Linked DNA regions of Homo sapiens: all the other regions are linked to region 2. The links are chromatin contacts, found by Hi-C or POLR2A ChIA-PET in ENCODE. All regions are on one chromosome and are shown on one strand. The core of a region is the stretch at or near the end of the contact, and the rest is flanking DNA. Distances in the headings are between cores, read along the strand shown. Region 1 holds the start of SMG7-AS1 (SMG7 antisense RNA 1). Region 2 has its middle 19 kb from the start of LINC00272. Region 3 has its middle 85 kb from the start of CACNA1E. Region 4 holds the start of NCF2 (neutrophil cytosolic factor 2). Region 5 has its middle 21 kb from the start of LINC01732. Region 6 has its middle 39 kb from the start of LINC01732.

The links. A loop is a pair of places that touch in the nucleus more often than their neighbours do. ChIA-PET counts read pairs that join two places held with the same protein, here RNA polymerase II (POLR2A). Pooled maps may share reads with other maps.
Region 1: a pooled map shows a loop between it and region 2 (6-fold over the local background). The contact joins the promoter of SMG7-AS1 here to the enhancer-like site in region 2. A Hi-C loop is called at or near these places in 2 of 37 single-sample maps with no recorded cell type and 3 of 50 pooled maps.
Region 3: a map with no recorded cell type shows a loop between it and region 2 (21-fold over the local background). The contact joins two enhancer-like sites. A Hi-C loop is called at or near these places in 3 of 37 single-sample maps with no recorded cell type and 3 of 50 pooled maps. POLR2A ChIA-PET finds 5 or more read pairs at or near these places in 1 of 52 experiments (activated CD4-positive, alpha-beta T cell).
Region 4: a loop to region 2 is called in a map with no recorded cell type, with 8 times the contacts of the local background. The contact joins the promoter of NCF2 here to the enhancer-like site in region 2. A Hi-C loop is called at or near these places in 4 of 37 single-sample maps with no recorded cell type and 3 of 50 pooled maps. POLR2A ChIA-PET finds 5 or more read pairs at or near these places in 1 of 52 experiments (GM12878).
Region 5: a map with no recorded cell type shows a loop between it and region 2 (13-fold over the local background). The contact joins two enhancer-like sites. A Hi-C loop is called at or near these places in 2 of 37 single-sample maps with no recorded cell type and 3 of 50 pooled maps.
Region 6: a loop to region 2 is called in a pooled map, with 8 times the contacts of the local background. The contact joins two enhancer-like sites. A Hi-C loop is called at or near these places in 3 of 37 single-sample maps with no recorded cell type and 2 of 50 pooled maps.

What each region holds. Positions count from the first base shown.
Region 1 is chr1:183,470,155-183,473,325 of GRCh38, reverse strand. It overlaps SMG7-AS1 (SMG7 antisense RNA 1), which reads left to right and starts at 1,344. Exons shown (of 5, transcript NR_040063.1): 1 at 1,344-2,606; 2 at 2,786-2,861. It overlaps SMG7 (SMG7 nonsense mediated mRNA decay factor), which reads right to left and starts at 827. Exons shown (of 23, transcript NM_001375584.1): 1 at 677-827. The coding sequence starts at 705. RefSeq lists silencers at 840-989, 2,962-3,151 and an enhancer at 1,145-1,776.
Region 2 is chr1:182,424,744-182,428,204 of GRCh38, reverse strand. No RefSeq gene overlaps it. Among named protein-coding and RNA genes, the nearest start is that of LINC00272, 19 kb to the right of the region's middle. Within about 2 kb of position 1,669, at least 2 of the 41 ENCODE cell types and tissues checked have a DNase peak (open chromatin) inside an H3K27ac peak, as active enhancers do; they include GM12878, where a contact is called at or near this core.
Region 3 is chr1:181,396,557-181,399,927 of GRCh38, reverse strand. It overlaps a transcript of CACNA1E not described here. Among named protein-coding and RNA genes, the nearest start is that of CACNA1E, 85 kb to the left of the region's middle. RefSeq lists an enhancer at 1,306-1,415. Within about 2 kb of position 1,852, at least 2 of the 41 ENCODE cell types and tissues checked have a DNase peak (open chromatin) inside an H3K27ac peak, as active enhancers do.
Region 4 is chr1:183,588,640-183,591,785 of GRCh38, reverse strand. It overlaps NCF2 (neutrophil cytosolic factor 2), which reads left to right and starts at 1,327. Exons shown (of 15, transcript NM_000433.4): 1 at 1,327-1,630. The coding sequence starts at 1,457. RefSeq lists enhancers at 598-937, 1,048-1,307.
Region 5 is chr1:181,151,763-181,155,282 of GRCh38, reverse strand. No RefSeq gene overlaps it. Among named protein-coding and RNA genes, the nearest start is that of LINC01732, 21 kb to the left of the region's middle. RefSeq lists a silencer at 1,994-2,278 and enhancers at 2,118-2,327, 765-3,370. Within about 2 kb of position 2,227, at least 23 of the 41 ENCODE cell types and tissues checked have a DNase peak (open chromatin) inside an H3K27ac peak, as active enhancers do.
Region 6 is chr1:181,133,897-181,136,950 of GRCh38, reverse strand. No RefSeq gene overlaps it. Among named protein-coding and RNA genes, the nearest start is that of LINC01732, 39 kb to the left of the region's middle. RefSeq lists enhancers at 938-987, 1,307-1,890, 1,598-2,017, 1,185-2,384. Within about 2 kb of position 1,435, at least 28 of the 41 ENCODE cell types and tissues checked have a DNase peak (open chromatin) inside an H3K27ac peak, as active enhancers do.

The sequences.
Region 1 (3,171 bases), core at 95-2,594, 1.0 Mb before region 2:
TACACTGATTCTAACCCAGTTTCTTCTGAAAAACCCAACCTTGTCCACAGTGCCTCCCTCTTTCCTCACTTCCCCATCTATTCCCCTTCACGCCTCCCCACACCGCCAACTAACTACAGATGACATTATTCCTCAATACTCCCAACCCGAGAATGAAGAACAAGCTCCAGTTTCCTGCGGTCTCCCTCTCCCCCTGTCTGCCCTCCGCGGTTCCCCCGCCCCAACACCCCAGGTGTGCAGACTTCCTCCCCGTCCTCTACTCATGCATCGCTCCAACCAATCCCACGCCACACCACGAGTCCCCTGCCACGGGGATCAGACTCCTCCACACCCACCTCCACTCGGGGTCGCCGCCGCCTCCCCGGACGTTTCTCTCCACCCCTCGCTAGCAAACCCGAGACCAAGGGCGCGCGCGCACATTCTCACGCTTCCCCAACCTCCCTCCTCGCACCGGGACGAGCCGGCTTCGCCAGAGCTCAGCCCGGGCGGTAGGGGCTAGGCACCCATACCCGTTCCGCCCCCTCCCGCAGATCCCCTTGCAGTCTCCGCCGACCTGCCCGGCGAGGAGAGGACGCAGCAACTCCCCCGCCACCCCGGACTTACCTCGGTGTCTGTTGCTCCATGCCCCAACCTGCGGCCCGCTCCCCCTACGTACCAGCCCGGCCTCGGCACTCACCGGAGGTACTGCGCGCTCTGCAGGCTCATCCTCCGCCGCCGCCGCCGCGTCTTCCCGCGAAGCCTCCGTGGGTCTCTCAGGCTCCTCGGAGCGGCCCCGCGGCACCGCGGGTGCTGGCGGCCGCCGCCATCTTCCTCTCCTCCGGCTCCTCCTCGCTCGGCAGGGGGGTGGGGGTGAATGAGGCGAGGGGGAGGGAGTGGGGAAAGCTGCTCTCGCTGCTGCTCTGGCCCGTGGGGCGCAGGGACACTCCGACCCGGGGGGGAGGGGGAGGGAGGAGGGGCGGGGGAAAGAGGAGAAGCAGAGGAAGTCGGCGACCGGGCGAGGGAGGGGGTCCCTCTCGCGAGATTTCAGCAGCGCCTGTCCCTCAGTGATTTCCGCCTCTCTGTAGCGCTCCCTTTTGGGATCAACGAGCTGTGTGGCGCCTGTGCGGCTTCTGAGAGACCGGCTGGTGGCGCTTGGCGGCTTCCTGCCAATCCACCCTTCTCCTCCCGCGCAAGGGGGCAATCCCAATCCCACCACCGGGAACACCCAGGCCAAAAGAACGGGAGTTACACTCAAAGTCTTCCCCCTTCTTATCACTCCTGCCGATTTCCCTCTTCCTTTTTGCACGCCTCCACTCTTCCCCACCGGAAACGCCGCCCCTTCCTCCTACAGTTCCTCCCAGCAGTCCCTCAACGCCTGTCTTCCCTCGCGCGTAGAGAGTGACTCGAAGGACCCCCTCTCCTCTTCGCTGCAGCCCCTCCCCATGCACGCTGGGAGACTCTTGGAGGGGATAAGGTGGGGCCCGGAGAGGAAGAGAAGACAATCGGATTGGATAGGCAGCTGCCATGGCAACTGGAGGCTGTGGTTATATTGTCATAGTAACCGATGTGTGCGGACAGGGTCACCCTCCCCTTGGCCAATGGATTCCCAGGAAACCACCCAGGGTTCCCCGTTGGCTTCCCTTCCATCTAAAGGCCTCCCCCAAGTTAGGAATCGATATAGTTCTCCCCGGTGGTGAAGTCCACTTCCTCCTCCCTTCCCACTTCCCACAGCAACTGGGGGGACACCCCGAGGCATTCACCATGGGCTTTTCCACCCGCCTGCGAGCGGGAACCACCTCCGTAGTTTCCTCTCAGAGCCGGGCGTGGAGAGGGCTGGGCCTGCGAAGAGGATGCATGGCCTGGAGGCTGGCGGGCGGCGGGCTGGAGTCGGGAGGGCGAGGCGACAGCGCCAAGCGGCGAGGAAGGGCAAGGGGTTTCCCCACAACTGCCTTGGGCTCTGGGAGGCGGGATCCCGCCTGGACGGGGTCCCTGAGGGAGGAGAGCGGCACACGACAGCCGCGATGCCTTCCCTGCCGACGGGGATAGCCGACTTCTGGCGAGTCGACCCCTCCCCCAAATCCACCCCACCCGCGTACTCCCTCCTGACCTAGCTGTCGCGAGCCTGCCGCGAGGAGGCCAGGGTGAGGGTGGGAACACATCCTAGAAGGCTAACACGTGGTTTTCTATCATTTAAGCCGGGGACAAGCCGGAAGGCTGACTAGCGCCATCACTCTGATAGGCACCCCGCAGTGGGGATCCTGCTTGATTATTAAAGGCAGACCTCCAAGTTCCTCCCTGCTCTGCAACCTTTCTCTTCTCACGGGTCTGCAGTGTTTTAAAAGTCGTCATTCTGTGTCGTTGAGTTAGAGAGGAAAACATCGGATAAAAGAGGATCAAGAAGAACGAACCCTAGATACATCTGTCTGGTGAAAGGAGTCTAGGAAAAGAAGTTTCATTCTTAGAACAAATCTTTTTGGATATTTATTATGTGTGTTTTGTGTCAGGTTTCGGGCCAAAAAGCTGAAATAAAGAACGAAGTCAATAATAATATGAAGTGTATGAGAAATAGCTGGAAAATTCATCATCCATGACTTGAAGAAATTGACGTTTTACAAGTTATATTTTCGGTTCGTATTGTGGAGTCACTTAAGGAGCTATCCCAAAGTACTTTAGGATATGTAACTATATAAAACCTTCCAAGAATGCAGCCCTCATAGGATAGTTAAAATAAGGATTTTAATGGGCTATTTTGATTTGGTTTGGTCTGGTTTGGCTACCTGATTCCTGCTGTCTTTTTCTACGCCAGGTGAAGAGGCACTTTCAAGATCCTTCTCTGAGACCTGCACCAATAAGACTATACCAATGTTCAGTTGAAACATCAGGTATAAGTTTAGCGGAAACGAAAGTACAACCTGCTTTGAAATAAATTCCAAGGACAGATTGTCATTAACGAAATAGAAAGTGGACTATGCCCCTCATGCTGCCAGCGCCTGGTATGGTGCGGCGTGACACGCAGCGCTTGCGGCAGTACAATGCCCCCAATCACCCGCCCCGCCCCGACGCGCCGCCCACTCACGGCAAAGAGAGCCACCTAGTGAGGGATTATTCTCATTTCCGCGGTGGGGTTCTGCTTTTCTTTCTACCATGAGCGCCCAAGGATAGACACTCCTACTACCTATTACCTCAAATAGC
Region 2 (3,461 bases), core at 420-2,919:
TATTATAGTTCATCACCTGGGGATTTTGGTTTTCTTCTTTAGATCTTGACTAAAAACAATTCTTTTTTTTAAGGCTGTATCTTATTTATTTTATCCAGCAAGTCTTTTCCTGCAGGGGTGGGAGGTGGGGAATTAAATCAGCCAGCCATGTTGCTGAAAATGGAAGTCCTTGGAGTAGGTATTAGAGAAAAGTCTGTTTTCTAGAGAAAGTAAGGGCATTTGAGTTGGGGCAGTTCTCACATCCAGGTGGGTGCTTTGTTTCTTCTTGGGGCATGGTTCAGCCAAGCCATTGTAAGCATGTAGTGGGGAGCGGGTGTTCTACAATATGGAAAGAGCTGCTCCTGGAGGCTAAGGTTCCTCCCACAGGAGGGTCCTTAGTGTGACTCTCTCTCCTCCTCTCCATTCTCATCAGGAACCTTTAATACTCAGGAAAAATCAGAGAACATTGCTGGACTGGAATGGAGTCCTGGGCCACCTGAAAAGGATTTCCATTTCTCCTGTCCTTGGAAGGAGAGACATAAGAGAGCCAAGTACAGAAAATCCAAACTACTTAAGTCAAGGTTAGAGCACGACAAATCACCCATTAAACCCTTTTCAGTGTAAGGTTTAGCCTGCTAAACCCTTTTCAGATTATAAGTAAGAGTACCTGCCCACTCTCATTAGCATTATTTCCACCATGGACTCACACCCATAAAAGACAGCCCAGTTTCTCAGGTGAGGGAAACAGATGAGGGTCTGCTACTTTAAGGCCTCTGAGAACATGAAGTCCCTCCTAGGTGGTCTTACCAGTCCCCCTGCATCAACAAGATTTGGTACTGTGGTGCTTTAGCCAAGTATTAATAGTTACCCAGCCCAAGATGTTCCAGAACAGCCTTGTGCCACACCACATTGAAAATCAGGCCTGGGCCCTGAATATGCCACTGCGAGAGGAAACTTGCTTGAGTTTCCCATCAAGAGAAGTGAGAACTTTCATATTACCCAGAGCAACAATTTGCAGTTATTGGGGTCATTCTGAAAGTTGACTCAGGTGCATCAAAATAACTCTCATCATTTGAATGGTCATAAGAATCAACAGCTTGGCTATGAGAACATCAGGCAAGAGAGTACATAGTTATTTTTCCTGATTTTCTGCCTATGCAGATGTAAAAATTATACATAAACATTTTCACACTCTCTGAGCGGAAGTAATGTTACTCACTTTTTTTTTTTTTGAGGTGGAGTCTCACTCTGTCACCAAGGCTGGAATGCAGTGGCACAATCTTGGCTCACTGTAACCTCTGCCTCTCGAGTTCAAGTGATTCTCATGCCTCAGCCTCCTGAGTAACTGGGATTACAGGTGTGTGCCACCATGCCTGGCTAATTTTTTGTATTTTTGGTGGAGATGGGGTTTCACCATGTTGGCCAAGCTCAGCCACCCAAAGTGCTGAGATTACAGGCGTGAGCCATGGTGTCTGGCCATGTCACTCATTTCTGAAGTGAAAAAACTGGCTTTAGCCCCCAAGACTGTCAGGAAATGGACCCTTCATCATCCACCTCGATTTCCCCTTTTCTCTAAGAATCCCACGGCTAATACAGTCTCAAAATCTGTTGAATAGCCAACCATTCTCAGAAAAGGGAGAGGCATGAATAGTGTTCTTGACGTTGCTATGGTAACAAGTCCCCACCCTTCTTACCCTCCACCTCTCACCCTCATCTACCATGGGGAACTGACTTCATAGCTCCCTAGTGCTGTAGCCCACTGAAATAAAGGGGCTGCCACAGCTTGGTTCCTGCTCAAGCCAGCAGGGGCTTTTTTAGGAGGACAGCTCTCTGAGCGACCACATTCACCCTGAGCCACCTCCAACACCAGTGCTCCTTTCATGGGCCTCAGAGCCTTCTGACCCACTGGATCCCATCAGCTCTTGCTGTTTCCTCTGAGGTCTTGCTCAGAATGAGTGATTGCATCTACTGCCAGCCAAACCCACAGTCTTGTGCCCTTCCCAGTCTCTGGGATTTCTTGCAGGGTGGACTGTTGCTTGCTTTTTAATCTCCTAAAACCCAAAAGGTCCATCCTGACCCTTCTTCAATAGTTTGAGTACTGTACCACCAGAAGGGGCTTGCATTTTAGGGAAAAAACAAAAAACAAAGCAAAACAAAAAAACTGTCTTCTCTCCTGGGTGACTAGAAGGATCCAGACTTCAGGAACACAAAGGCTTATTTGCCACCCTTTTGGTAGACCCAGGACAAGAACTTTCATCCCTTCTTTCTTTTTCTTTTTCAGTTTTCCAGTTTTTCTAAATTAATTTTTTAGCCAGGCACAGTAGCTCATGCCTGTAATCCCAGCACTTTGGGGTGGTCAAGGCAGGCGGATCACCTGAGGTCAGGAGTTCAAGACCAGCCTGGCCAACATGGTAAAAACCTATCTCTACTAAAAATACAAAAATTAGCCAGGCGTGGTGGCAGGCACCTGTAACCCCAGCTACGCGGGAGGCTGAGGCAGGAGAATCGCTTGAACCTGGGAGGCGGAAGTTGCAGTGAGGCAAGATAGTGGCACTGCACTCCAGCCTAGGTGACTGAGGGAGACTCTGTCTCAAAAAGGAAAAAAATAATAATTTTTAAAAAGTATCATACATAGGCCAGGTGTGATTGCTCACACCTTTACTCCCAGCACTTTGGGAAGCCAAGATAGGAGGATGGCTTCAGCCCAGGAGTTCAAGACTAGCCTGGGCAACATGACAAGACCCCATCTCTACAAAAAATAAAAAATTAGCTGGGTGTGGTGGTGCATGCCTGTAGTCCCACCAACTTAGGTGGGAGCATCACTTGAGTCTGGGAAGTCACAGCTGCAGTGAGCTGTGATTGTTCCACTGCACTCTAGCCTGGCTGATAGCACAAGACCCTGTCTCAAAAAAAATTTCATATATAATATACTGTGCCACTTATACTTTGATGGCATAATAGCCATTTCTGCTCAATATTTATTTATTTTTGAAATATCTTGTTGATTTAAAGTTGTGTTTTTGTTGATTTACTTTATTATACCAGAAAATGAGGTATGATGACTTTGAGATTTGAAGCTTTTGCTAGTCCTCTGAGCTTAGTAATCGTTATGCACACGAATCACTTTTTAGTGACAATGAAACTTCAGTTTACCTGCCATCAAATTGTTTAGGAAACTGGAATGAAAATAGTTTTTGGTTTTTTAGTCTTAAAACCATTTTAGACATTAATATTGTTAAAGTGTGTTGAGCCATCTCTGCCATCTTTGATAAAGTATTTTGAATGTACTTAACTTTTAATTGTTTATGGCTCACTTACTTATCCTGTCCCACATCATACAGGAGCACCATGAGCGGTGGGAGAAGGATACAGGGTGAGTGCTGTGATTATTTACACTTAGCCCCAAACTGTTAAGATCTTTTAGGATTTTGTTCTGCTTGTCAGAGTTTATTCTCTTGTCAGACTGCTATCTCGTTCTTTCC
Region 3 (3,371 bases), core at 603-3,102, 1.0 Mb after region 2:
TCCATTACTATGGCATGGGTTTTGTTAGCTTCATCCCAGGCAATGATATCCATGAAATTGTGATTTGTTGTACTAATTGTATTTTTACTATTTTAACAGTAAATTCCTTACCAAAGAAAATCATCAAGCATACCACCCTGTGGGAAACATCTAACAAGTCACACTTTGGGAAACACTGTCCTCACTGGCACGTAGTATCTACATAATATTAAACAGTCATCTCAGGTGTTAATGCTGAACATGAGGTGAGAACATTAAAGATCCCCCGAGCTATCTTCCCAGTCCTGCTGGAGTCAGCTCGATCACATTCCCTCCACAGTCATTCAGTCTTTGAACACCTCCGTTGACAGGGATTTCACTATTTCATTACCACCCTCTTTCCCCCACCACCCAAGCAACTATTCCAACTTTAGATAGCTCTATTAGGATGATCTTTCTTACTCTGAGCTGAAATCAATGTGTGTCAACACAGAAATCAGTGGTCTGTAAGTAAACACAATTCATTCACCTGTGGCCACCTGGGACAATCTAGAAAAAGAGGATGTAATCAGCAATAAAAACAATGAAGAGAGGCCAAAAATCAATGTATCTCCTGTCAGAATAGCTCTACGGAAATAACTCAGTGTTTTCTAAATTGACTTAGAAGACCACAAGATTTTTCATTTGCTTTTTTTTTTTCCTTCTACCTCTTTTCCTTTAAAAAAAAAAAAACTCTCTAAACTTTCTTCCCTGTGAAAAGCTAATTGTAACTTTCCTGCAAGCCATTACTCAGGTTATTTTGGGAAGAATCAACTCCTACAACTTCAGAGGAAGGACGGAAAGGTCACAATACTGGGAAGAATCAAAGGATTGAGGGGATGTGGTGGGGGGACTCACTGAAGGACCCAGGTTCATGTGAGGCAGAGGAGATTCTCCCTAATATTTATGTCCTCATAGTGTAGACAGAATTTCTGAAGTGACCTTCTACACAGCAGCATTGCCTGGAAGGGAGGAAGGGAGCTCTGTTTCCAGTTGGATCTCCATTGCCTTTTGCCTTTTGATTCAAGCTGAAAGGCTGATTTTTAGGGATGGGGCTACAGATTTCAAAGGGGTGTTGGTTTTCGCTTGATGAAGTCAAAGCCAGTGGAAACTATGACTATAGTAGGTCCAGCTGCACTGCTCAGACCTCGTTTCTGAAAGTGAGACAGGATGGAAAGTGGTCATAGTGAAAGGTGACCAGGTTGGGTGGGGGTGACAGAGCAATGCTGGTGCTTCATGGAAGCCAGTCCTCCTTTAGCTCATGGAGGGAGGGCACTCCGCACACCCTGCTCCAGCTGCCAGGAGGTGCCTCCAGAGTTCCTGCGCTTTGAATCAGCTTTTCTGGCCCTTCTTGCCCTTCTTCCAGCCCTGGCTTTGCAATTTACTGGCTTAATATCCTTGAGCAAGTCAGCCAACCTCTCTGGGCCTCAGTTTTCTCATCTGTAATATGGAGATAATTGTCCTTTCCTCCAATAGATTTATTATGAGGGTTAAATAAAATAAAGTGTGAGCATGCACTTCCTAAGCTACAAAGCTTATGGAAGAAATTGATGTGATCTTAATCTAATTTAAGGTTTTGGCACCAAAAATAGGTGCAAAGTTTTGTTTTTATTTTGTTTTGCCTTGTTTGTGTTTTTCTGGAAATGGTGATAAAGGGAGAGCTGGTCCTTGCACGTCAAGACTCTTCAGAGAAGGAAGGGAAATTAAACTGCCCCTCCTCTCAGCCAAGGCATCTGGGTAGAGCCTGTGGCTTTCATAGATGTTCAGATGGCAGCAGTTTCATTTTACAATTGACCTCAGAAGAGACAGAGGTTGAAGCAACAGCAGAGGGCTGAGCTTCAGAGTGGGGACAGGAGAAAGAGGCGGCTTCCCCAGGCAGACACTAGCTTAATAAGGTGACATTTGCACATTAGCAGCAGGCTGGCTAATTGATTTGTTCCTGTTACAGGAGCATCTGTCTCTGCAAAAAGGCGATGGCCACCAGCTCTGGCACAGTTGCTAGGAGAGTGTCCAGGATCTCTCAGGTCATTTTTTGCCCTAGCCAATAGGGTAAAAGCATTTTGAGAACCAGGAGAATGCCAATGAGAACTGACTGGAGTACAAGAAGGGTAAGGGCTACATGTGGAATCCCCAGGGCTGCGGAGCTCAGCAGGGAGAGGGAAGGACAAGACGGGATGAGGGGGAGGGACACCAGGTCCTGGAGCTGGATTCTAAGCATCGCTGATGTAGCCCATACAAAAGTTTTTCTCACTTTCCTCCTTTTTCCTGGAGTCTTCCTAGTGACGTGATGAGAGGCTGAAACACCCCACCCTGTCCAGGCGCAGTGGCTCATACCTGTAATCCCAGCACTTTGGGAGGCCGAGGCAGGCGGATCACTCGAGGCCAGTTCGAGACCAGCCTGGCCAACACGGTGAAACCCCGTCTCTACTAAAAATACAAAAATTAGCCTGGTGTGGTGACGCATGCCTGTAATCCCAGCTACTTGGAAGGCTGAGGCAGGAGAATCACTTGAACCCGGTAGGTGGAGGTTGCAGTGAGCTAAGATCGTGCCACTGCACTCCGGCCTGGAAATAAACAAAAAACTCACCGAGGCAGGGGCCTGGGTTTTGTAAGGGTTCAGGACAGAGTTCCCATCCACCATTATTGTGGTGAGACGTAGTAATAGAAGAGAATTCTATAATGTGAGGCCTGCTGGGAGCATGGGAGGCATCAGTGAGGACTGATGCTCTTGACCCTCCCAGAGACATTCTGAGAGCTCCTGTAGACCTCTGCCCTTTTTTACTGTGAAGGTCTGTTTGGTTGCCTCTAGAATTCCCTCATCTGGTGGCAGAAAACCCACCTATCTTCAGGGCTTGGAACTACCCTACAAAGCAGGTCTGCAGCTTGCAAGGGAGTCCCAGCTGTTCCATTGGCCAGGTTCGCTGCAGAGGTGTTCAAACCAGGCATCTTCTGCAGGCTGGACAGATGTGTTCTACTCTTAAAATAAAGTAGCTCCAGTCTTTACCCAAGTCCCAGAAGAAGAAGTAGTTAATGGAAATAATTTTCCCAATTTTAAGATTTCTCTCCTGTGATTTATTTTCCTTAAACTCTTGAGATCTGATACCTCTTGTCTCTATAAGAATGTAGTGGGTAATTTTATCTGTTTTAGCGTAAACTATTTATTCTGGGTTGAGGGAATCTCTGTTTCTATGTTATTCCACATTGTTCTACTCAGGACCAGGCTCCAGCAATTACCTTTCTCTTCTGCGTCATCAATTTTTCACTCGTTGGATTACTCCTATCAATGTGCAAACATACTGTTGTTTCTCTCATCTTAGAAAAACCACTTCCTTCATCAGCTATTTCCTGATTTC
Region 4 (3,146 bases), core at 78-2,577, 1.2 Mb before region 2:
TGGGCACGGTGGCTCACTCCTGTAATCCCAGCACTTTGAGGGGAGGCCGAGGAGGCCGAATCACCTGAGGTCAGGAGTTCGAGACCATCAGCCTGGCCAACATGGTGAAACCCCATCTCTACTAAAAATACAAAAATTAGCAGGGCGTGGTGGCAGGCTTCTGTAATCCCAGCTACTCAGGAGGCTGAGGCAGGAGAATTGCTTGAACCCAGGAGGCAGAGGTTGCAATGAGCTGAGATCGTGTCACTGCATTCCAGCCTGGGCAACAAGAGTGAAACTCCGTCTCAAAAAAAAAAAAAAAAAAGTTATTTCAGGCCCAGATCAGATGGATCTCCAAAGATTATCCTGTCTCAAAAATTTGTTAATGATAATTTCAGCTCAAGATAAACACTAACATATTAATACAGCCTATGGGATTACAAAAAAGTGAGCAAGGAATTCATTCAAGACTGGAAAGAATTATCCTCTCATCTGACACTCCCATTTAACAAGGGTGTGGAAATCAAGGCCCAGTGACACAGGATTTTTTCTCCATCACTTTGTAAGCCAGGAACCTCTGGCTGGTGACACCCTGCCCAGGCCTCAGTGGGCCACACTACCTGCTGCAGGAGATGGCCTGCCCACTCGGCCTGGGTGGGGAGTTTTATTGAGTGATGAAAACAGCTTTCAGTGGAGAGGGGATGCAGGGGTGGTTCCCCTACCCAAAGGCAGGAAAGTCCCCCCAGTGCGGGTGAGTCTGGGGCTTTTATGGGCTCAGAATAGGGGAGGGGCAGGACATAGGTAGTACTGGAAAAGGCAACATTCAATTGGTTAAAAGGCATTAGTCAGAAATAATTAATTGGGAAAGAGCAGACAAACAGGAACAGAAGTTCTCACTCTAGGTCACGGGTTTCATTTGGGACCAGTAGCCTAGTCTTTCAGCCTTCAGGCTGTTTTTGGCTTGAAGGTGGGGTTTCACCAGGGACCTGCCCCTATCTGCCTAGGCATTTGGCTGCCTCCTGTCATTATCACCAGGGAGGTGCCTCTACCTGCCAAGGTTACCCTGGCTCTAGAAGCAGAACTTTGGCCAGAAGCTGCCACAGAACAGGGGTGGGAGAGAGAAGAGGAGCTGGGTGACAGAGCAGAAGCATTTTGGGGAACTGATCCTTCAGGCAGCAGCTGATGTACTTCCTCTCTCCTCCACACTCCACCCCTACTCGCCCTCTCTCTCTCTGCTTCTTTCCTTTTCTCTCTCATGGTAGGGTTATGAGTCAGTTGCCAAAAGGTGGGGACATTTCCTGATGCATTTGCAACACTGAGAAGTTATCTTAAGGGAGGCTGGGCCCCATTCTACTCATCTGGCCCAGAAAGTGAACACCTTGGGGGCCACTAAGGCAGCCCTGCTAGGGGAGACGCTCCAACCTGTCTTCTCTCTGTCTCCTGGCAGCTCTCTTGGCCTCCTAGTTTCTACCTAATCATGTCCCTGGTGGAGGCCATCAGCCTCTGGAATGAAGGGGTGCTGGCAGCGGACAAGAAGGACTGGAAGGGAGCCCTGGATGCCTTCAGTGCCGTCCAGGACCCCCACTCCCGGATTTGCTTCAACATTGGCTGCATGTACACTATCCTGAAGAACATGACTGAAGCAGAGAAGGTGAGTGGAGGTGCCTCTTTCCGGGCCTCCTCTGTGCATTTGTTATTATGATTCTCAACCCCATTGCATTTCGGAAACCTAACCTCTGGGGAGATTGAAAAGAACAAAAGTTGCCCAAGCTCCACCCCTAGACAGCCTGATTTAACTGGTCTGGGAGGGGCCCCAGGCAGCCAGTTTTAAAAGCTCTCCAGGTGGAGAGCAGGTGAGGGGCAGCCAGGGTTGCCTCTTTCTCCATCTTCTAAATTAAAATCATTCTACAAGTGTCTTTAACACCTTTGTGAAGGCTGTCCTAGTCGTACTTTCTTCTACACAGAACTCCTTCTGGGCACAGAATCTCTATCTATCCCAGCGCTTTACACCTGATTATTGATTCTAAGGCACCTCTTTTGGCTTTCCAAGACTTTCATGTGTGTCGACTTTGCCTGCTCAAGAGATTTAAGGGAGGCACTTACAAAAAATAGCTTTTATCCCAAGTGACAATTCTGATCAATTATAAAGGAGACTCTTTTAAAGATGCTGAGGCTGGCAAGAGGAAATTGTACTGTGATTGACTAGTGATGTCTGCTGGGGGCATGGTGTGGGATGTCTCGCATCTTTTTCGTTATGTTTTCTCACTCAAATACCATAGTATGGAGTTAAGCATTCTCGATAATTATTTTTTTGATTGGTTGTGGTAAGGTGGAAAGGGTATGGAGTTTGGAAGGAGAAGATCTAGGATCGAATCCTAGCCTCTGTCTCTCTCTGGACTTTTAGTCTTAAGCAAGCTATGTAGCCTATGTAGACATCTGGCTTTCAGCTTCCTGAGTTTCTAAATATCATGAAAATTAAGTGAGATGCCAAACTATTAATGTCTCGTGGAACTTCACACCACTGTATAAGAGTTAGTTATTATTTTTACCGATTACTGCCAGTCTTTGCAAGGTGTGGCAGTGGTTGACTCCCCAGGTCCCTTAAAGAATCAGTCCCTTCCACACTCCAACAGTAGGTAAACAAGCCTCAGCCACACCCTCCTGACAGGAAGACAGAGAAGTGACTGAAATGTTCTCACATAGCTTGACAAGTCAATCTCAGGCTCTAAGGCAGAGCATGGCAGGACCCCCCACCTCTGGCTGGAGGAAGGACATGGCCCCACCTCCTCTCAGGGGCCTGCTGAGGGGCTGAGTGAACAGCACCACACATTCTGAGGGCTGATGGACACAAAGTGCACATTGTCCAGGAGAAGAGATTGGCAGCTAGTCTGGGCACAGCTATGCCAGCAGGGACTGTAGCCTCCTGCCTTGGCCTGGATATGGGATCCTTGGCAAGGTTGTGTGGGCCACCACTCACTTCTCAGCTCCCAGGCCTTCAGGCCCACATGTCTCTGTTTCTCCTGGCATTCCTCTGCTTCTAGCCTTCTCATTCCTTCTGCCTTTCTTTGTTTTCCTGCTTGAGCCCTTCCTACTAGCATTTATATGCATTCTTATTCATTATCATTTTAATTGTATACTATTCATGTATAAGTTTGTATAGTAAACAA
Region 5 (3,520 bases), core at 978-3,477, 1.3 Mb after region 2:
TGAGAGGCTGAGGCAGGTGGATCACTTGAGCCCAAGAGTTCAAGACCAGCCTGGCCAATGTGGCAAAAACCTCATCTCTACTAAAAATAGAAAAATTAGCTGGATGTGGTGGTGCACACCTGTAATCCCAGCTACTCGGGAGGCTGAGGCATAAGAGTTGCTCAAACCTGGGAGGCAGAGGTTGCAGTGAGCCAAGATCATGCCACTGCACTCCAGCCTGGCTGACAGAGCAAGACTCCATCTCAAAAAATAATAATAATACAAAAATTAGCCAGGTATGGTGGCATGCCTGTGATCTCAGCTACTCAGGATGCTGAGGTGGGAGGATCGCTTGAGCCCAAGAGATGGAGGTTGCAGTAAGCCAAGATCACGCCACTGCACTCCAGCCTAGGTGACAGAGCAAGACCTTGTCTCAAAAAAATAATAATAATAATTTTAAAAAAGAAACACCCTCACAGACACACCCAGAATAATGTTTGACAAAATATCTGGGCACCCTGTGTCCCAGTCAAGTTGACACACAAAATGATCCATCACACTACGCATTTTCCTCTGGACACTGCTTTAACTGTACCTCCTAAGTTCTGGTAAGTGATGTTTTCATTATTGCTGTTTTACAGATAATCATTCCATCTTGAAAATGTCTTGTGGCTTACAGCAGGAATATTTTGCTACTAAATTTTGACCAAGAAGTAGGTACAACGACTTGCCTTTTCATATGAGGTTGACCTGATTCTTATGAGGCCAATATGAAGGTGAACCAGAACCTTCTCAGGGCCCAGAAGTTGCTTTGAAAAAATTCTCTCAACACTTGAAAAACTCATTTAAATATCAATGGAAACACACACCTACCTGCCTAGATGGGTTTCTTAACAACCAAGGTCAAAAGTTTCCCTATTGGATCTTGAATCTAAGAGGAAAAAAAGAAACCACCAACTCTTTCTCATTCAAATGTTCATAAATAATAATATTATTAACAATAATTATAATAGCTACCATAAGGCTGGGCACGGTGGCTCACACCTGTAATCCTAGCATGCCTGTAATCCTAGCATTTTGGGAGGCCGAGGCAGGTAGATCACCTGAGGTCAGGAGTTCGAGGCCAGCCTGGCCAACATGGTGAAATCCCGTCTCTACTAAAACTACAAAAATCAGCTGGGGGTGGTAGTCGGTGCCTGTAATCCCATCTACTTGAGAGGTAGAGGCAGGAGAATTGCTTGAACCCAGGAGGCAGAGGTTGCAGTGAGCCGAGATTGTGCCACTGTACTCCAGCCCGGGCAACAGAGTGAGACTCCATCTCAAAAACAAAACAAAACAAAACAAAAAAATAGCTACCATAATGCCATCTGATGTATGTTTTCAGTGCTTTACATATGTCATCTTATTTACATTTTACAACAGTTCTAAGATGGAAATATCACTCTACATTTTAAAGATGAGAAAACCAGGCTTCGAAGGGGTTACATAACTTACTTAGGATCACACTTCTTTCTAAGTGGAGAAGCTAGGATGTCACACCAGCTCCGATTTAAAACCTGTGTATTTTTTCAGGATAATACCTTGCCTCTTTTGCACACTCCTCTGCCCTGACTTACAGCAATAAGATGGTTCTGCCTCTCATGACAAAACTTATTTTCTAGGCAGAGCAAGTACGTCTGCTGTGGTCCACTCTCAATTAGGTAGAAGTCCAGCCTGGAATTGTGGCACTGCAATGCAGCAGGCCACCTGGCCACAGAAGGCCTTTGCCTGTAGAAGCCATATGGATGAAGAAGACTCTGAGCCAAGCACTAATGCAGAGAGGGGATGGAACAGGGGTGGGGGCTGGGGAAGGAGGGAGCTGGCACAGCTGCTTCCGAAGGGGACGTTACGATGGGCCATCAGTATTGACCACTAAGCCTGAATGTGCTGGACACACCAGTCACCCATGCCAAGCCCATTAAGTTCATCTCAGCTGTCTGGCAACTGCCCTCTAATGAAACAAGCCAACAACTTCCTATATTTGAGGTTTCAGTTAGTGTTGTTGGCCAAGTTTCAGTGGGAACCAGAGAAGACGACCACACGGGGGCTGTAGGCCCTGAGAGCAGCAGCCCAAGCCGACCTCAGAGCGCCTGCCAGCTGGGCAGATTATCAGCGTCCTGCTGCAGAGAGATAAGGAACGTTCTGATCCAGCCCCGAGAAGTGCAGGGCTTTATATAGCAGCTTGAGTAGGCTGCAAGGGAATGTCCTGGCCGAAGGCTTCTCCGTAGCCAAGAGAGAGGGGAGTGGGTGGAGAGGAAGGCGGGAGCTTTATAAATAACCCGATGTGTGCTGATCTGCTCAGCGGCCTTGTCTTAGCAAAGCCTGAGGCCTGGGGGAGGAGAGGGACATTTACAGATGACTTTTATTTTCTTTATCACTTCTCTATATTTTCTAAGTTTTCTACGATGAACTTGAACTCCTTTTATAATCAGCAAGTATGAATACAATTTTAAGAAAGCAAAAAAGAGAGGCATAAAAAGAATTCCTTTGGTTGGAGATTTTAGTGACCATCTTTACCCACTCAGAGGTTCCCAAACAAGCCCCAGTGCTCTCCTCCCTTCTCTGGTCTCTCCCATTGGGCCCCCTGGGGTGCCTGTACTCACCTATGATGCAGGATCTGACCAGTTTTCTTAGCTCCTCCCGGGTTCCCGCATTCCCCATACTCTCCCCCTGCTCCCACTAATCCAAATGTGGCTGTCCTTGGCCTTATTGTTTTTAAAAAAGGTGTCCAGGTCCCTCATCTCTGCTAGGGTACATAAGGGTTACTTGGGTATGTCCCCTGTGCCTGCTACACTAGCTTAATAATGGGTAAAAAGCCATGGAGTCCCTGTACAGAGTGTGGTTTATACTCTCTGTGCCTCAGGGTCCCTTTTCTATAAAATGGTGATAACAAGACCACCTACTTCATAGAGGTCACATTAAGATTAAAATAAGACAGTGGATGTAAACTGGCTGACACATTGGAAATGGCCAATTAAATATTAACTAATTATCACTCCACTGAGCATCCCTCCTCACACTCAGGCCCTGAATGACCACACCTACCAAATGTGACCAGACAGATTTTCACTGTTTCCAAAAATAACTCCTCCCAGGAGGTGTGAAGATTCACCACTGCAACTCTGGCACTGATTCAAAGCAGGAGTTCCAAAAATGTTTTGCGAGGTGACAGGCTCCCAGAATCACAGTCAGCCTTCACAGTGCCCCTTATACGGCTGCAATCCTCATTTGGATGTGTGAGTCATGGTAGGGCTACCACATAAACAGATAAATGAATAAACATGTTGTGACTTTGTAGTAACGACCTCATGTAAGCTAAGTTCAGCTCATGACTCTGGGGCAATTTTTAGGACACAAAAGTAGATAAAATATCAACCGATCCCTATTTTTTGAGCAAGCGCTATGTGCAAAAAGGCACGGCGCTAAAATGCAAAAATGGAACATTTTAAAAAGATGAAAGCTTCTGCTTGGAAAGAGATTACACCCTAATCGAGGAAGTAAA
Region 6 (3,054 bases), core at 186-2,685, 1.3 Mb after region 2:
GAAGTGGTCACGCATCCACAGAGGTGAGGAGCTGCTCAAGGCAGGCCCCGCTGTCTGTGTGCGTGCTCCGTGTCTCTGTGTGTGTGTGGTGTGTCTATGTGTCTGTGGTGTGTCTGTGTGTGATGTGTGTCTGTGTGTGTGGCGTATGTCTCTGTGTGTGGTGTGTCTATGTGTCTGTGGTGTGTCTGTGTGTGATGTGTGTCTGTGTGTGTGGCGTATGTCTGTGTGTGTGGTGTGTCTGTGTGTCTGTGGTGTGTCTGTGTGTGTGGTGTGTCTGTGTGTCTGTGGTGTGTCTGTGTGGTGTGTCTATCTGTGTGGTATGTGTGTGGTGTGTCTGTGTGTCTGTGGTGTGTCTGTGTGTGGAGTGTCTGTGTGTCTGTGGTGTGTCTTTGTGTGTGTGGTGTGTCTATGTGTGTAGTGTGTCTGTGTGTGTGTCTCTATGTATATGATATGTTTGTGTCTGTCTGTGGGGGGTATGTCCGTGTGTGTGTCTCTGTGTGTGTGTGCACACGTGCGCACAATTGAGGGAAGAGCTAAAAGCCTTCCAGAAAAATCCAGTAGGGGTTGGGGGTGGAAAGAGGCAGGCTTCGCCAAATACTAACAACCTGAATATTAAAAGAAGCTGTGCCTCTGGCCATGACATCATCGCTCCCTTCACAAAGTGTCCAATGGGGCATTTCCTGGTCATAGCAAAGGAATGGTGAAAATCAGCTGCACATCACAGCTGAATTGCTTTCTCCTATTGTTTTCTCATAAATATGAGGTTCTGAGCTATAGGTGGGCATTTCCAAGCTAGCTTCAGAACTGTGCCTCCATTCCCACAGTAATTCTGCAAGGCAAGGGGTTCTGCGTTCCTAACAAGCGGTCTAGAAATAAAGCCTTGGGAACAACTCAGAGGAAGTCACTCGGCCTTACACAAATTGCAGGCGGAGGACAGTTCCCTCTTTTGCAGATCACACTGTCACAAATCAGCTTTTTCTTATAAATCAGCATCTCTGCTGCTTACTCATGTTCAGCTTGTGGCCAACTATGACACTCCAGGAATTGTTTTCTTCTGTAATTTGACCCAGGAGGGTTTGAGCTGTAGTTTTTATGCCGGTTCGTAGTAGTATGGCCCAGAGGAGCCATCACAGGCAGCATTCTGAAGGAGTCTTTTAGAGAAAGCTGCACCTCCTTATGAACAAAGGCTAAAGAAAGTTTATTATCTTGGAATCCAGGGTGAAAACAATTCAGTTTTTTAAAGATCTATAAAAGTTACCCAAGGCTTCTTAGACCCTGCCAGTCTGAGACACAAAAACAATAGAAATCCATATTTGCCTGGCTCTGAACCACACCGCTGCAGCTCCCCCACCCCTAGAACCCCACCCAGCAGTTCCAGATGTCCCCACAAGGGCTCTCAAGTTCTCCAGAGAGGACAGTAGTCAGAGGCTCAGACAGGCAGGGACTCCAATGATGACTGGTGACGTGAGCCTCAGTTTCCTTATCTGTAAACTGCAAAATGTAAAATCTGAAAAGCGGAGATAAATCTCACTTCATGGTGTTGTTCTAAGGACTAAACGATCCAATATATGTAAAAGACCTAAGCCCAGTGCCAGGCATCTGGTAAGTAGTCAATAAATGCTACCCACCACTACTACCAGCCACCCCCATTACAGCCTCCTCATCAATACCCATCCCTGCTCCGGCTCGCCTCCCTCCCGACTCGGGCGTTCTCTCCATGCCTCAGATCCAGTCACCTCTCCCAAGGATCTCCTTGGTCTTCTCAGGAACCTGGCCAGCCTGCCCCAGCAGACATGCCCGGGCATGCCTCCCTCACCCTCAGCCTCATGCTGGGCTGCTGCCACGCAGATGCAGACACCCAGGGACACACAGGCAGAAACACCCCACTACAGTCTCGCTGCTCTCTGTCCTTGCCTGCCCCTCCCATGGGGCACACCCATCCCCAGGCTCCCAAGCTGGGGGACCAAGGCTCTGAAGAAACTAGCGCCTGGCAGGGATGGCACTGTGAAACCACAAGGCTGTTTAAGAGTCACGGTCACTGTCAGGGGGCCCACAGGAGAAGTCAGTAGTGAAAGCCAAACACAAAACACCCAGGATGAAATCAGGCAAATTGGAGAAAGTAGCTGGGGGCACAAGGACACTTGGGTGGAAGACAGAGGAAAGATGCGGGTCACATAGCAGCTTCCCCTAATTCCCACGCTCCTCCACCCCGCCTTGAAAATCTGGCATTGTCAACACAAAGCCGGAAAAACCCTGGAGGCAACAATCTCAAACCTGAGACTTAATAAATGCCAACTCTGTCATTTACAGAATGACCTTTGACAAGTCTCTCTTCTTCTGGGGGAACCACAATTTCCTCTTTTTTTTTTTTTTTTTTTTGAGACGGAGTTTCACTCTTGTCACCCAGGCTGGAGTGCAATGGCACGATCTCGGCTCACTGCAACCTCTGCCTCCTGGGTTCAAGCAATTCTCCTGCCTCAGCCTCCCAAGTAGCTGGGATTACAGGCATGCGCCACCACGCCAGCTAATTTTGTATTTTTAGTGGAGACGGGGTTTCTCCATGTTGGTCAGGCTGTTCTCGAACTCCCGACCTCAGGTGATCTGCCCGCCTTGGCCTCCCAAAGTGCTGAGATTACAGGCGTGAGCCACCACGCCCGGCCCACAATTTCCTCATTTCAAAACAGGAGAGCAGCCCAAATGGCATGAATATCTGCAGGCAGGCCCTGGCCGCTGCCCTTACCTCAGCTGCACTCATTAATTCACCTTCCCTGAGCGCCTGCTCTGTGCTGGGGGCCACTAGGCCTGGGAAGCAAAGGCTGAAGGCTGCTGGAGAAATCTGGTCTTAACCATTCCCACGCAGGCATGTGGGCAGGCAGTGCGGGCTGGGTGTGCAGAGAATGCACTGAATTCACCTACAGGGTCTGTCGCCTGAGCCTCTTGAAGGAACACAGGGAATTCAGGTAGAGAAGGCAGAGAGGACATTCCAGGAAGGGAAATGAAGGTGGGGAGGGAATGACAAGTGTGGGGTTTCTCAGGGTAGAAGAAGTTGTGAAG